2 separate regions of the Homo sapiens genome follow, and region 1 is linked to region 2. Evidence: read pairs that join two places in POLR2A ChIA-PET (ENCODE). Cell type or tissue: GM12878. All regions are shown on one strand.

Region 1 (4,000 bases), 510 kb before region 2:
AACACATCTGTGCCCACGCACTAGAGACTCCAGAATAAAAAGCAGCCCTTAGATTAAAGTGCTCTCCCTAAACCCAGGGTAAGGAGAGCCTGTAAGGTGTGGCAGAAACAAGGCTGGAGATGCCACACTGAGTGAGCCTCAGCAAGGGCCCTCCAAGGTCTTCTGTTCTGAAGTTGAAGCCTGGAGAAGAGGATGGGACCTGCCCATGGTCACACAGGCAGTTTTAGGCAAATGTGGAAGGAGAGTCCATGTCTTCCAACACTGACCCTAGTGCTCCTCCTGGTGCTTCCTCAGGCTCAAGAGGTATGAACATCACCAGGATACCCAGCGCTGGAGCTCAGCAAGACCCAAGACCTGCCTTTGGGACTGAGGTCCTGCCACTTCTCTTGCAGGAATTCCTCTAAATCAGGAATGCCCACACACTTTACCTGGAGACCCTAGTGTCCCCAGGGAGAGAGGAAACAAGAGAAAGGAAAACTGAAAGCTCCTAAATAAAATGTGAAATAAACTCTGCGGCCCACTCTTCCCAAGGATTCTGCCAGCCTTCCACACCAATTATCACATAAGGCTAGGAGCCTGTATCTGCAAGACAGCAAAATCCTCTCACAGGGAAGGGGCCCAGAAATAGGTCAAGACTTCAGCAGCCACAGATATACAATGTGGGGTGGGTACAGTAATGGGGCTCCACCCTCACCGGCTTCTCCTATTGTATGTTACAGGCAGGATTGCCCCATCCCACCACCATAGGAGGCAGAACAGTAGTGAAGAGGGCTCACTTGAAACATGACTTTAGAACAGAGGCATCAAAATCATCTTGGCCCATCAGCTGGGAAACAAAGAGCCACAGCTGCAAGGCCTTCATGCCAATGGAACAGCCACCTTTGACTGTACAGGTTGTGCACTGCTCAAGATGTCTGACCAAAGAGTCAACACTGAAATACTGCCTGAACCCTGGTGCAGGACTGCATCTACCTGGAGGAAGGGTTTTTTTGTTGTTGTTTTTTTGTTTTTTTGAGATAGGGTCTCGCTCAGGTGCCCAGGCTGGAGTGCAGTGGTGCAATCACATCACAGCTCACCCACTTCAGCTCTGACCTCCCAGGCTCAAGCAATCCTCCTGCCTCAGCCTTTGAGTAGCTGAGACTACAGGCGTGCACCACCACACCCAGCTAGTTTTTTTGTATTTTTTGTAAAGACAGGGTTTCATCTTGTTGCCTAGGCTGGTCTCAAACTCCTGAGCTCAAGTGATCCACTTGCCTCTGCCTCCCAAGTGCTGGGATTACAGGCGTAAGCCACTGCGCCCACGACTGGGAGTACTTATTTGTAATGTGCACAAAGGTACCATACGAGCTAGCTGCTGGGACACCTCAGCAGTCCCAAAGCAGACAAGCGTTCCCCTCATTGCCCCGCCACCACCCCAAGGAGGAGACAAAAAAAAAAAAAAGCCAGAGTGTCTCCTGGAGGGGAGGTTGTACATGATAGTGCCCATGCGGGCCCCCATAACCACCCCCAGGGAGAGCCCACTGCCCTTGGCCACACAGAATCTCAGGAACCTCCCCACAGCACAGACAGAAGTTCCCACAAATTAACAGAGTCGCTGACTGGGGAAACCCCCACAGTCATCCAGTGATTATAAAAACCCCTCCCTTGGGTATCATAAAAGTCTGCCTAGGCTGCCTGAAGCACAGTTCACTACCCACTCCCTGAGAACCTCAGCATGCCAGGAGAGACAGTGGCCCTGAACCAGCACCAACCCACCCCTTGGGAGAATCTGCTATTGAGACAAAGAGAGAGGGAGAATTCCCACCAGGAAAATGTGGCTGTGTGTGGCTCCCACATTTCTGGGCTGCTGTTGGAATACTGAGACCCATTTAGAAAACTTGTGCTTTTGAATGAGGAAGCCATGTTTTTTTTTTTTTTTTTTTTTGAGACAGAGTTTCGCTCTTGTTGCCCAGGCTGGAGTGCAGTGGCGCAATCTCAGCTCACCACAACCTCGGCCTCCCGGGTTCAAGCGATTCTCCTGCCTCAGCCTCCTGAGTAGCTGGGATTACGGGCATGCGCCACCACACCCGGCTAATTTTATATTTTTACTAGAGATGGGGTTTCTGCATTTTGGTCAGGCTGGTCTCGAACTCCCGACCTCAGGTGATCCACATGCCTCAGCCTCCCAAAGTGCTGGGATTACAGGCGTGAGCCACCGCACCCAGCCCAAATGAGAAAACCATTTCTAAGGCTGCTAGTCAAGAGGGACTTTGTTGAGCCTTTGGCAAACCATTCTAGGGTCCGAAGGCTGGAAATAAAGGCTGACACCTCTGGCCAGGCACAGTGGCTTATGCCTGTAATCCCAGCACTTTGGGAGGCTGAGGCAGGTGGATCACGAGGTCAGAAGTTCAAGACCAGCCTGACCAATATGGTGAAACTCCGTCTCTACTGAAAATACAAAAATTAGCCGGGCATGGTGGCGGGCACCTATAATCCCAGCTACTCGGGAGGCTGAGGGAGGAGAATGGCGCGAACCCGGGAGGTGGAGATCGCACTACTGCACTCCAGCCTGGGCGACAGAGAGAAACTCCATCTCAAAAAAGAAAGGCTGACCCCTCAAAAGGAAACGGCTGGCCAGGACAGTCTCTGGGAAGAACCATCAGGGCTAGCCAGAGGGGCTGCTTCCCAGGGGTCACCCATTTCCACAGTTGAAGAGCATTATATCACAACTTCACAGGGGCCAGCAAGGCAGGCAACAGCATCACTTGCATTGTGCTCACGAGGAAACTGAGGCTCAGAAAGGTTAACTAACCAGCTCAGGGTCATGTGGGTATGCAGCAATTGAGCCAGGACCAGAATACAGAAAAACTGGTGTCACAGGTCTATAGATGTCTCTTCTATTACTTCATCACTTGTGGCTGCCATGTGATATTAGAACAGTACCACCCAGGTTTTCAGAATCCTGGTCCGATGACTTTACATCATTCTGAGGCCGTCACTGACTACATCTATTCATCATTCTGAGGCCGTCACTGACTACATCTATTCAGCAATGTAGGGTCTTCTCTCCTCTCTGAAGCCCTCCCACCCCCTATTTGCTCCTACATCTCAGACTTACCATCCCACACATTCTAGAATGTTCTTCTATTCTACTTAGCACTTTACCAAATGGTGTCTTTCATACTTCATCTGATTCACGTTTCTCCATCTTGTCTTCTTCCTGCATTCCATGCCTCCTCAGACAGCTTCACCCATAGAAGACACTGAAGCACTTTGAATGAACTCCCTCCTAAGCCCCCCACTATTAATATCACCCTTTTTCTCAACACCACACCTCCGCTTCAGACTGATAAATTCTCCTTATGGCTACCCAGTGGTTCTCACACTTAAGCGTAGGTAAGAATCTCCAGGAAGCTCTTTATAAATGCAGTTTCCAGGCTGGGCGTGATGGCTTACGCCTGTAATCCCAACACTTTGGCAAGCAGAGGCAGAAGGATAGCTTGAGCCCAGGAGTTCAACACCAGCCTGGGCAACACAGCAAGACCTCGCCTCTATTAAAAATAAAAAATAAATTTAAAAAACTAGCCAGGTATGGTGGCATGCACCTGTGGTCCCAGCTACTTGGGAGGCGGAGGCGGGAGAATCACTTGAGCCCAACAGGACAAGGCTGCAGTGAGCTGTGATTGCACCACTGTACTCCAACCTGGGTGACAGAGTGAGACCCTGTCTCAAAAATAAATAAATAAAAATTAAAATGCAGTTTCCTTTTGAAATCTGGCCTATGTAACTGGATCAGCTATTCAAAAACAGCAACATAATCTAACAAATAAATAAAATGCATTTTCTGGCCTCTCCCTCAATAATTCTGATGGGCAGGTCTGCAGTAAGGCCCAGGAAACTAAACTTTTCATCAATACTTTGGTGACCTGCCCTATACTCTCCACTCTAATTTGAGAAACACATATCTACACCTTCCTAATATGTAACTTACAATCCCTACCCTGCGACTCGGGACTTTGTC
Region 2 (4,000 bases):
AGCCAGTTGGGAGGCTGAGGCAGAAGGATCACTTGAACCTGGCAGGTGGAGGTTGCAGTGAGCCGAGATCGCGCCACTGCACTCCAGCCTGGGTGACAGGGCAAGACTCCATCTCAGAAAAAAAAAAAAAAAGGAAAATTTCTGAAATGATATATGGGAAAATGTTAACAATGATTAATTCTGGAAAATTGGACAGTCAAAAAGGGGACAAGGCACTTTATTCTCCATCTTCTACCCTTGTATACTCAATTTTCACCAAGAAATTTAAAAAAGAAAAGTCTTCCTAACAGCAGTAAATGCATACAGCACCCAGATCTTGGTTTCTAACTACCATTCCCAAATGAAAGAAAAATCTTTAAAGAAATAGCTGATTGTACATACGGGTCAGAGCAAGTACAAAGTGAGCTGGGGCATCTTGTGCCAGAAAGGAAAGAAGCACCCACAAACTAATGAAGGCATGTGAAAAAGACAAGATGGTGTGACGGGGCTCTCACTAGCCAAATCTATGGCAATTTGAACATCAGAATTACTGTAACTAAAAAATATCAAGAAAAGCAAGAAAGTGATTATTGCAAGAGTCAAGATGTCAGTTAATTATGGGGGAAGGAAGAAAGCACACAGTGGGCTTCAAGAATGCTGGTGACAATTTTTTTTGATCAAGAATAATTACAAAAATGTTTGCTTTAATTATTTATTAAATAGCATGTATTTGTAATACAGATTTTTAAGCAGATATGGTATTTCATAATTTTTAAACAAAAACTCAAAAGTTCCAGGGAAAAAAAGAGGTCAAATAAAACAAGAGCCTCCTAGAAAGAAAATTAAAATATTTTACCTGCAAGAATATGTAGGCTCTCCTACTTTAAAAACACGACCACAAAGATGAGAAGGTTTGTTTGCTTGCTCAAGTTTTGGAAATCCAAATGCAGGATCTTCACCACAAAGGTACCATTCCATTGGTCCCAACAAAACATGCTGTGCCAGCATGTCTTCTTTCTGTGGAAAAGGGTTGGGACCCCTGCAGTAGATTTTGGGTACATAGTGGGCTAAATGCTGGTACACTTCTCTAGTGAGGTCAGTTGCTTGCAGCCATTTCTTTAAAAGAAGAAAAGAGAAGAAATGGTTTTAAACACCAACAAACTAATTTGAACAAATTCACCCTACTTTCTTTTAGGTACAAAAATAATGACAAAAGCATATTAAAATATTTTGTTTACAACACTCACCACCGTACGTTAGAAATTTAATCTATTAAAATGCCAAGTATGTTTAAATCCTACTTTTAAGTGTAAGTAAAATTAAAATGAAACAAGCCTCCCTCCTTCCCTGCAAAATGACTCTTGAAGCAATCTTCTCTAGGCAGTACCAGAAAATAATTACAAGAAATCATTATATAAGATATGAACCATTGAGCTCACCTAATGTCCTTCCTAATGCTTTGCTCAAATGTTATTCTCATTGTGATATCAATTCTCACGTCAGTTTGTCCATAGGAAGAGTGTACGGTGAATATGAACAGCCAATATGTACGGTGAACATGAACAGCCAATACACATTTCTTAATGATTGATAAGCAAGTTTATATACCAGTCTCTTATTGAATAAGTCAGTCCACAAGAGACTGTTGTACCAATTATGCCTTCTTTCTCTGATCAACTTCTCTCTCTCTATAAGGCCTTTTCCGTTTGCTCTCCCCACTAAAAACAAATTTTAAAGCATGATTCTACTTAGATCTCATAGGTACCAACTCAATAACTGAATGCATGATCTCCCCTCCATGCTCCACCAAAATCTGTTATTTTCTCCATTTCCAGCTCAACCTGGGTATCCACACCGAAAAATCTGAAAAGCTTCCCAGCACTTTGGGAGGCCAGGCCAAGCAGATCACCTGAGGTCAGGAGTTCAAGACCAGCCTGGCCAACATGGTGAAGTCTCTTCTCTACTAAAAATATAAAAATTAGCTGGATGTGGTGGCGCATGCCTGTAATCACAGTTACTCAAGAGGCTGAGGCAGGAGAAATCGCTTAAACCCAGGAGGCAGAGGTTGTAGTGAGCCAAGATCCAGCCTGGGCGACAGAGCAAGAGTCTGTCTCAAAGGACAAAAAAAAAAAAAGACTCACTTCTGCTAGAATGCAGTTAACTGAACCGTGAACAAAACCCACAGATGGAGGGAAAGAGGAAGGGGAAGTGAGTTGAAAAACTACCTATTGGGTACTATGCTCACTACCCAGGTGCAATATACTCATGTAACAAACCTGCACATGTATTCCTTAAATCTAAAGTAAAAGCTGAAATTAAAAAAAACCTCCAATGTTTACCTATGGATTACTACCTAATTCCAGTTACATTTTTATTTAAAAAAAAAAAAAAAGTATGTTCAAGTGATATGTAACATCATAAGAAGTCAACATAAGGTCTTCATTTTAGCTATTACTTGTATATTCTTCAGACCACTCCTTCTAAAAACAACATACAGAGAGATTTTAAATATGCATGAGGTGATGTATATTAACTTTCTAGTCAATTTCTGTTTTCAGAGAACTTTTACTAAAAATGTAAAAATTTTGTTCATAAGTTAAGGGACTGGATAGAAGCTTATAACCAAAAACGGTGAAAGAGTTTTCATGCTTAAAGTGAAACTAAACTATTTTCCAAATATTACTAACATTGTTGTGTTTACATTATGCAAGTAGGAAAGAGACTAAATTACTTTCAAAACAACAGCATTTCTTCCCTGGTGGCCAAGTGGTTAGGGAAAAAAAAATAAAAATAAAAATAAAACAGCAGCAGCAGCATCATTTCTTAGGAGACAATCCTACAGGCTTTAAGTATTCTCTCCCTTCAGAGTGACTCAATCAAAATTTTATATATACATACACATCCTTTAAGCTCAGTAATTATAAAGAGGACAAGTTTTAAAAAAAGAAAAAGAGTCCTCAACAAGCATACTAGAATCTTATTCTTTGAGCTAAAAGACCTCGTTTTGGCCTCATTCAAAGGTAAATGTCTCATTTTTCACCCATTGTCAGCAAACCAAAACAAGAATGAAGGTAGTCAAATGATCCTAAGCGCTTTTTTTTTTTTTTTTTTTTGAGTCTCGTGCTGTCGCCCAGGCTGGAGTGCAGTGGTACGATCTCGGCTCACTGCAACCTCTGCCTCCCAGGTTCAAGTGATTCTCCTGCCTCAGCCTCCTGAGTAGCTGGGGTTACAGGTGTGCACCACCACACGCGGCTAATTTTTGTATTTTTAGTAGAGACAAGGTTTCACTATGTTGACCAGGCTTGTCTCAAACTCCTGACATCAGGTGATCTGCCCACCTCGGCCTCCCAAAGGTGCTAGGATTCAATTTACTCTTTATGAAAGAAAAATTAAGCAATAAGACCAAAATAATTCACCTCCATGATCCTAGAAAGTTAAGTGCTTCGGACTTTTTTTTACAACATATTGAAAGATTTTATTTAAAAACCAGTTTTTTTCCTTATATTTTATGTTCCCATTCCTGTAAAACTTCACTGTTGCAAAATTTTAATACAAGAATGAAAGGTTACTTTAGAAGGGATGCTTTTTTTTTTTTTTTTTTTTTTTTGAGACGGAGTCTTGCTCTGTCACCCAGGCTGGAGTGCAGTGGCGCGATCTCGGCTCACTGAAAGCTCCGCCTCCCAGGTTCACGCCATTCTCCTGCCTCAGCCTCCCAAGTAGCTGGGACTACAGGCTAGCATGGATGCTTTCTAAAAAAAAATTATGCAGTCTAGTAACTGTAACGAGAGCAAATTTGTTCATAGATTTCTTCAACAAAAATTCAGACGCTAGTATCAGCTTCTGGTTAAGAAAAAAAAAAAAAATCGGCCAGGCTCTTTGGCTCATGCCTGTAATCCCAGCACTTGGGAGGCCAAGGCGGGTGGCTCATTTGAGTTCAGAGGTTCGAGTCTAGCTTGGGCAATATGGCAAAACCCTGTCTCTTCTAAAAATAAAAGAAGATTAGCTGGGCATGGTGGTGCAT

What was found. ChIA-PET counts read pairs that join two places held together with the same protein. Peaks named below come from ENCODE experiments on the same cell type or tissue, not always from the same donor. Only the 100,000 strongest peaks of a DNase experiment are listed, where the experiment ranks them.
Region 1: POLR2A ChIA-PET joins it to region 2 with 5 read pairs; 2 of 35 experiments call an interaction of 5 or more read pairs at or near these places.

What each region holds. Positions count from the first base shown.
Region 1 is chr6:43,083,858-43,087,857 of GRCh38, reverse strand. All of the region lies in intron 1 of PTK7 (protein tyrosine kinase 7 (inactive)), which reads right to left. Among named protein-coding and RNA genes, the nearest start is that of PTK7, 9.5 kb to the right of the region's middle. RefSeq lists an enhancer at 3,983-4,000. In GM12878, no CTCF peak of the experiment used is centred here; a DNase peak (open chromatin) is centred at 1,627; H3K27ac peaks cover 425 bases.
Region 2 is chr6:42,570,829-42,574,828 of GRCh38, reverse strand. UBR2 (ubiquitin protein ligase E3 component n-recognin 2) reads right to left here. Exons shown (of 47, transcript NM_001363705.2): 2 at 836-1,095. Among named protein-coding and RNA genes, the nearest start is that of UBR2, 8.8 kb to the right of the region's middle. RefSeq lists enhancers at 1,870-1,919, 2,010-2,069. In GM12878, no CTCF peak of the experiment used is centred here; a DNase peak (open chromatin) is centred at 2,128; H3K4me3 peaks cover 1,392 bases; H3K27ac peaks cover 1,790 bases.